Regions from separate parts of the Homo sapiens genome. Here region 2 is linked to region 1. Evidence: chromatin contacts called from ENCODE Hi-C or POLR2A ChIA-PET data. All regions are on one chromosome and are shown on one strand. Each heading gives the region's core, a stretch centred on a gene start or an enhancer-like site at or near the end of the contact. The rest is flanking DNA. Distances are from core to core; before and after follow the strand shown.

What was found. A loop is a pair of places that touch in the nucleus more often than their neighbours do. ChIA-PET counts read pairs that join two places held with the same protein, here RNA polymerase II (POLR2A).
Region 2: a map with no recorded cell type shows a loop between it and region 1 (4-fold over the local background). The contact joins the enhancer-like site here to the promoter of PAXIP1-DT in region 1. A Hi-C loop is called at or near these places in 1 of 37 single-sample maps with no recorded cell type. POLR2A ChIA-PET finds 5 or more read pairs at or near these places in 1 of 52 experiments (activated B cell).

Annotation. Positions count from the first base shown.
Region 1 is chr7:155,000,500-155,004,682 of GRCh38, forward strand. It overlaps PAXIP1-DT (PAXIP1 divergent transcript), which reads left to right and starts at 2,934. Exons shown (of 1, transcript NR_028090.1): 1 at 2,934-4,183. It overlaps PAXIP1 (PAX interacting protein 1), which reads right to left and starts at 2,625. Exons shown (of 21, transcript NM_007349.4): 1 at 2,350-2,625. The coding sequence starts at 2,430. RefSeq lists silencers at 1,766-1,915, 2,086-2,455, 2,486-3,175, 3,196-3,275 and an enhancer at 3,520-4,021.
Region 2 is chr7:156,830,900-156,835,007 of GRCh38, forward strand. It overlaps LMBR1 (limb development membrane protein 1), which reads right to left. Exons shown (of 17, transcript NM_022458.4): 3 at 2,854-2,893. Among named protein-coding and RNA genes, the nearest start is that of LMBR1, 60 kb to the right of the region's middle. Within about 2 kb of position 1,797, at least 2 of the 41 ENCODE cell types and tissues checked have a DNase peak (open chromatin) inside an H3K27ac peak, as active enhancers do.

The DNA.
Region 1 (4,183 bases), core at 1,684-4,183:
ACACAGATCCCTCCCCAGCCCTCTCTTCCTCAGGCACCTTCTCTATTTCCTTCTCAGGACAAACTTCCTGAAGAGTCTAACCTTTCTGTTCTCAGTTTCCATTCACTCTTCAACTCCCTGCAATCCAGCCCCTTCCACCAACACTCTACCAAAAACACTTTACTCGGTTTTCACGAACTTTGAGGATGCCAAAACCAATAGCTTCTCTTCAATCTCCACACTACTGAGTATCTTAATAGATTTATCTCATATCACTCTGTTCCAGATATAGTGATCATCCTGATGTATCCCAAACGCATGAATGCCTTCATTCCTCAGCACATACGCTCCACATGAAAATATTCCTTCATGTTCTTAACTTCTGCTTATCTCAAAACCCAACTGAAATGACATCTACTGAGTGACATTTCAGTGGTGTCTACTTTGCACCCCAGTGGAGAAATCTGCTACACCTTGTACTGTGATATGTCCAGGTGTGCTCCCTCCCCCACCAATGAGGGGCGCTAAAGGGCAGGTACCATGTCCTCTTCACCTCTGTATTATACCTGGCACCTAGTCCATGCCTGCCTCATATTAGATGGTCAACATGTGAACTTATAATCCACAGTCATAAGAGTCAGAGAATCAGATGTCCAGGCTCAAAACTTTTCAGAAAATATACTGTTTCAGATGAAAGTGGTTTGCCAAGGACATTTTTAAGCACTTAGATTTGATTCAAAGTCGAGTAAATATGGTTCCAGTTCAACTTGTTCCAGGTTTTAAGTAACATTTGGTTCAAGTCCCCTATAAGAGCCAAAGTCCTAAAATGAAACACGAAGGCTAGGAAGGAGGGGGAAGAGAAAAATGGTGGATAGCAAAAAACAAAAACAAAAAAACAAACAAAAAAAAGAGGGGCGGGGGAATCATCAATACTGGAAAAAGCTAACACTGTTACAGGCACTCATCTTCATCGCTCCGTGTTCAGCAACTGTTTTACTCTGTAAATTCAAAGATAGAAGGCTTTTTTTTTTTTTTTGAGACGGAGTCTAGCTGTTGTTGCCCAGGCTGGAGTGCAGTGGCGCGATCTCGGCTCACTGCAACTTCCACCTCCCAGGTTCCAGCAATTCTCCTGCCTCAGCCTCCCGAGTAGCTGAGACCACAGGCGCCCGCCACCACGCCCGGCTAATTTTTGTATTTTTAGTAGAGATGAGGCTTCACCATGTTGGCCAGGCTGGTCTCGAACTCATGACCTCAGGTGATCCACCCGCCTTGGCCTCCCAAAGTGCTGGGATTACAGGGGTAAACCCGGCCTTGAAGTCTCTTTACCCTAAAGTTACAGGGCAAAAAGGGTCCAAAAAGTTGTTACAAGGACGAACCTCAAGAAGGCCAAGATCACTCAGCCTTCTACAATTCCTTCTACACCATCCAAGTTCATCTGCGAAATATGAGTCTCCGCCCTTCCAGGCCTAACTCTGATCACTGGGGATCCCCATCCTCCAAGGTGGGGGCCACTGATGTCACACCCAAGGCAACACAACTGTACAGCTAAACTTTTAAGAAGGAAATATTTTGAAGATTAACCTGAAGAGGATATTCAACTAAGATGCATTCCTACCACGGACTGATAACTGTGTGACATCAAACAGATATATTATTATAGGAATACTAAGGAAAACCCACAATATCCTTTGGCGTGAGCCCAAACTACACAAAATTAAATGTGTAATGTGATGGTGTTACCAGGGTACCGTAAAATTAATCGTCCAAGTGGGAAAATCAAGGAAGACGAATGCCAGCCCCCACGTGCAGGGACACAGGCTGGAAGGGAGCGCTCCTCAGCCCCGCACAGGACGGCAGCTGCCCGGGTGGCGGAGGCGGCCAAGCCGGTGCACGGCCACGACCCCCGCCGGCCGAGCGAGGCTGGGGTCCCCGCGCGAGCTGCCCCGGCTGGGGATCCCGGCGCCCCTCGTCCGCCCTCGGAGCTGCTCTCCCGGGAGCCGAGACGCCCGGCGCGGGGAATGGGGAGACGCGACCCCGCGCCCGTCCCGCTCAGCAAAGGAGCAGAGAACGAGGCGGCCCGGTGGGTCGGGGGCGGCGACCCCAGGGCCGCAGGCCGGGGGCTCAGGGCGCGCACTAGGGGCCGAGGTACAGAGCCCCAGCCGCCTTCCCTCCCGCACTCCCCCGGGCCCGGGCCTCCCGCGCCCACCCCGCGGTCGCCCCTGCCCTCAGCGCAGTCAGGCCAGCGGCCTCGGCGGACCCGACGCTCTGCGCCCGGCGCGCGCCCGCGGCAGGAGCGGGGACGGGGACGGGGACGGGGACGGACGGGGACGCGGACGGGGGAGGAGGCCGCGGCAGGGGCGGGCGCGGTACCTGCGGGTCGATGTCGCCCACCGCGTAATACTTGACCTCCCTGAACATCTCCTCAGGAACTTTGGGCGCCTGGTCCGACATGATCGCGGCGGCCCGGGAGGCTCCGCGGCGGCGCCCGGCCCCGCCCACCCCCCGCCCCCGGCCCCCGCGGCGCCCGGCGCCCCCACTCGCCCCGCCAACGGCCCTGCCCGCGCAGCCCGGGCCCGGTCCTGCGAATCGGGGTCCGCTCCCCCGCCCTCCGCGCCCCCGCCCGCGCCCGCGCCGAGCGCCCGAAGCGCGGGAGCCGCGCGCGCCCTGCGGGACGCACCATCCCGCCCCGGCCACCGAGGGGGAGCGCCGAGGAGCCGCCCGGCCTCCAGTGACGCCCCGCGCCTCTGCCGCCAGCCACGGCTCCGGGGTAGCTGGCGCCGGCAGCCCGCTCTGGCCCTTGCGGTTCCGTGGCCGCCGCTCTGCAACGAGGGGGCCCCGAGGACGAGGGGAAACCAGCTCCCCCCTCGGCGGGGCCGGAGTGAGCCGGTCCCGGGGAGGAGGGGAGCTGGCAGGCCCCTCCCGTCGCCACATGCGGCTGCTCGGGGGCGGCGCATGCGCGCGGCGGAGGGGGGGGTGGGGCCTTGGGGCCGCGAGTGGGAGCGGGAGCGGTTCTGCGGCCTCCTCGGGCTTCTTGGCCCTGGGCGGAGTGGGATTGGGTGTCCCGGCTGTTCGCAGTGGCCGCGAGTGCGGCCGGACCTGGAGTAGTACCTGAGCCGCTCTGGCCGAGCAAGGCGCGGGGCCCCGGTCTACACCGCGCTGGACCCGGCTATGCCGTGACGGAATTCCCGAGGCCGTAGCGCCACGCGAGACGCGCACTGGTGGCCTCCGCGGCGAGTCCTGGGGTCTCCGCAAGGCCTCAGTGCCCGAGCTGGGGACGTGCTGGGGGGAGGCCCGGCCCCGTCGCTGCCCGAGGCCCCGCTGTCCCGGCCGGACCGGCCTGGTCCCTGGCGTCCTGTCGGGTCCGCGCTGGAGGAGAGTCCCAGACAGCAGAGCCCGCGGTGCAGCTCCAGCCCCGGGAAGCCCCGCGCTCAACAGGTTAATACTACACAGCGGCGATTCTAATGGTCACGCTTTTATTTACAGCTCGCCTCCCTTCCGCCAAGATTCACAGAACACGGCAGAGTGGCCTCGGGATCACCTGCCCAAGACACCTGCACGACCGGAAGTTGGGAGAAGAAATTAAGGCCATGATGATGAACGCAGCCTTTCTCGTTTATTTCCAATCCCACAACAAACCGGAGTCCAGGAACTCATGGGTGATTATCGGACTATTACCTAGTCGTAAAACTGTGGAGCATTGGTGTCTAAAGGAATCTGAGACAGACCCGCAGTGTCTCCCCCACATGCCTTAAGTCACTTCTGCCAAGCAGAAAATCATTTTTAAGTAAATGTTAGTGAAATTGGTTTTAAAAAAGAGAAGGGGCCGGGCGCGGTGGCTCACGCCTGTAATCCTATCCTTTAGGAGGCCGAGGTGGGCGGATTGCCTGAGTTCAGGAGTTCGAGACCAGCCTGGGCGACACGGTGAAACCCCGTCCCTACTAAAATACAAAAAATTAGCCGGGCGTGGCGGCACGCGCCTGTAGTCCCAGCTACTCAGGAGGCTGAGGCAGGAGAATGGCTTGAACTCGGGTGGGGGAGGTTGCAATGAGCCGAGATCGCGCCGCTGCACTCCAGCCTGGGCGACAGAGCGAGACTCTGTCTCTGAAAAAAAACAAAACAAAACGAGAAGGCTTTCAAAATTACTCTGCGGTACACTAATTTAACAGATTAGATCACTTTCCAGGCTTTAAGTTGGCCTTTGTTC
Region 2 (4,108 bases), core at 547-3,046, 1.8 Mb after region 1:
CACAAGCGAACATTCTTGCCCAAGGAGGGCTTATCCTGGACTGCAGAGAGTCAGGCAATAAACAATAAAACATTAAATATGTAAATGTATAATAAACTAAAGATGATAAGTGTTACAGGAAAACACGGTAAGGAAGACTGGAAATGGGGAGGAGGACACACAGGTTTCAATATTAAGTGTGGCACTTAGGGAAGGCCTCACTGAAAAGTTGAGACTTAGGGAAAAACACAAAGCAAAACAAAACTAAATAAGGTGAGAGTTAATTCAGTGGGATATCTGACAGAAAAGAATTCTAAGCAGACAAAACAGGTCAAAAGCGCTACGGTGGAGGAAACATTAATTTCACCCCTAATTGTATCAAGCACCCTACCCTAGATTTTTTTTTTTTTTTTTTGGCAAATGCTATTTAATCCACACAACAGTACTGCAAAGTAGGTGAGAACTCTGTTTTACATACACAGAAAGTGAATATTTGTTTCTCCATCTCTTCTGGACTCAAGTTAATCATGGGTCCAGAATTTGAACCCAGATCACCCTAACTCATCAGTTCTCACTCATTCTACCACAGCAAAAGACAAAGAGATCAATAAGGGCAGGGAAGAAAGATGAGGGAGACTAGTCAGACTCCTCCTCAGGTGACCCTCTTCCCCATGCCCCTCCCTTAACTGTATCACCACTTTATACGAACCCACTGACCTTCAGGAAGAGGATTTCTGTATGCATCCCCAGGATACAGAAACCACCCGTGACTCGGAAAACCCAAACCCCTCGCACGTGCTGTGCCAGCTGCCCCAAAAGCAGGTAAGATGCTCCTGGGCATCTACCATAAGGAAACAGCACATCACCCTATTGTCATTCAATGTACTTTTAGGGGTAAAAGACAAAGTGATGTGTTCTTTTCTGTTTATAAATTACGGATCTACGAGTACACTGAAGTCGATTTACCACCACAGGTGGCACACAGACTGAATGGAGAGGAGAAAGGTATGTATCTCACTTGCCCTTCACACCTAGAGGGTTTCACATGGAGAGAATATCTACCTTTTATTCAGTCTCTTATTCGTTGTAGCTTTTGTGAGGTGAGTGAAGTGAATTTTTAAAGGAGCTCTAATTTATACAGAGGAAAAAAATGATTCACTTAATTTTCACAAATGTCACAGGGCTAAGAATAAAACTAAAACCCGTAATTCTGTAAATTTAAAACATCAAGTTTTGGGCCTAGGTTTTAAAGTGAGAGTAAGAATTTCCAGCATAAAGTTACAGCTATTTTTGTTTCTTATCTAGCTTCCCTATGTCATTTAAAATAAATTACCAAATCTAGTAAATCACAATCCATTTATATTCATTTTTCAGTTATGAATCAAATCAGGCAGAGTCAAGTCATTTATTAGCTGGGAGTTATTAATTTCTTTATTGAGGTGAAATTCACATTACATAAAATTTACCATTTTAAGGTGAACAATTCAGGGGTGTGTAGTTCATTCACAATGTTGCACAATCACCTCTTTCTTTCATGTTCATTGCCCCAAAATAAAATGCCAAACCCATGAAGCAGCTGCTCCCCATTCTCCTCTCCCTCAGCTCCTTGCAATCATCAATCTGCTTTTATCTATTCTGGACATTTCTTATAGATGGAATTGCACACTATGTGGCCTTTTGTGTCTGGCTTCGCTCACTTACTATGGTCCATCCACAATGCAGCATGTATCAGTACTTCATTTCTTTTACAGCTGAATACTATTCCATTGTATGTAGAAGCATTTATTTGTATGTGTGTACAAGTATGTGAAAGCACACAGAATCTTTCTCTTCCTCTTCCCCTTTTCTTACTTCCTCATCCTCCTCAGCAAAGGATGCATAATCTGATACTAATTATGAAGAAAGATCAGACAAAACCAAATAACTACTCAATAATCTTCAAAATTATCAAGGTCAGGAAAGTCAAGGAAATAATGAAGAAGTGTTTCAGTCTGAAGGAGACTAAAGGACATGACACCCAAATGCAATGTGTGATTCTGAACTGGATCCTTTCACTACAGAAAGGACATTATTGGGATAACTAGTAAGTTTGAATGGAGTGTGAGTGGTACCGCTGTCTATGCTAATTTCACTATTTTGATACATAGGTAGAATGCACTGTTTATTGGAATTATACATAAAAGTATCCTGAGGAAATGAAGCATCAGATGAGCGACTTCTAAACAGTTGGAGTAAAAAAAACTTTGTGTTCTACTTCCACCTTTTCTATAAACTTGAAATTTCAAAAGAATTTTAATGTATCAATAAAAAAATCCTGGAATACAGAACTTTCCTACATAGGTGCATCTGTGCAATTTCACATTTAAACAAGCAAAAACTAACAGAAAGGAATTCGCTGCTTTCCATTCAGTTTGATACTTCAATAAAATTACAGGACCTCCCTATCATATCTCACCGGTGTACATAAGGAACCTACAGGACGGTCTGGGCCCATGTTCCTGCTCACAGCAGGCAGGTTCAGCTAACCAGAGGAGATGTCCGCTGCTCGGTTCAAGAGCATCATAGTCTTCTCAGCAGACTGTTCAAACAGCCAAGAGTCTTCTTTCTTATGACCAAGCAATTAAATTAAGGCCATTTCCTCATTTAATCCCCTGAGGATAAAATCTGTCAGCTCCTTAAATATGCAAATTCCAATAGGAGATTGGATTATCCACACATATTTGCTTACATGTGCTTTCTAAAATTAATATGATAAAGCTATTGTAATGTGCTGGGTGAATATTTTCCATACTTCTATCCAAAAATTAGAATTGGATTTTGAGAATTGATGACTTCAGAATCAGAAACAGAACAACTGAACTTTAAAATACATACGAAATCCTGTTGACGATGGCATCTTCATCTTCTTGTTCATCTGCAAAAATGTTTAAGGTATTAATATTCCTTTATCTTCTAACAAAATGCGTCATTAATTTATTAAAACTATAAACACAATATAAACTTAAAAGGCAATTATTGAACAGAAACAATTTTCAAAAAGCACTGTATTTGTTTCAGCATAGATCCAAATTTAAATCTCATTAAATCAAGTAGTATGGTATATAGAGAATGGGATGTTTCAATTAACAAAATCCTGATTAATAAAACTACCATATGTAAATTAAAATTTGCTCAAGAAAATAAAACTTAGTACAACCTTAGGACCACTACAAAGTAAATTATTATACAATGTTAAGTGAAACTGCTAATAAATAAAATTTTCTGGGTGATAACAGCCAACAAAAGTTACTATAAAATTAAAATTCAGAAACATAGAACTCATAATTTTCTATAATATGAATTTGTCATTAATAATAGTAACAAGGAGTCTCCTGGACCATCCTAAATAACTTGGATACTACTGCCTCAGTAACTCATAATTATTGTTACAAACAGAAATTGGCTGGGCGCAATGGCTCACACCTGTAATCCCAACACTTTGGGAAGCTGAGGTGGGCAGATCTCTTGAGCCCAGGAATTCAAGACCACCTTAAGCAACATAGGGAGACTCCATCTTTACAAAAAAATTTTAAAAATTAACTAGGCATGGTGGCACATGCCTGTAGTGCAGGATACTCAGGAGGCTGAGGTTGGAGAATCACTTGAGCCCAGGAGGTCGAGGCTACAGTCAGCCATGATTGCCCCACTGCTCTCCGGCCTAGGGGACAGAAGGAGATCCTATCTCAAAAAAAAAATTGTATATATATATTTAGAAATAAAAATTATATATAATATATAATAAAATATATACAATTATAAATATATTAAATATATTGAAATATATTTAAAATTATATTATATATAAAGTTTGTTTAATCTTTTTTAAGTAGCAGATGGTCTTCACTCACACTCTCCTTCTCGCTCATGCCTGTCAGCAATCTCTTTTGTCCTCCCACATAAACTTACAAGCTAAAGAGACTGCCCAATTATAAGAATACCACAGGCTGGGCGCAGTGGTTCATGCCTGTAATTCCAACACTTTGGGAGGCAGAGGCAGGCGGATCACAAGGTAAAGAGATCAAGACCATCCTGGCCAACATGGTGAAACCCCATCTCTACTAGAAATACAAAAATTAGCCAGGTGCGGTGG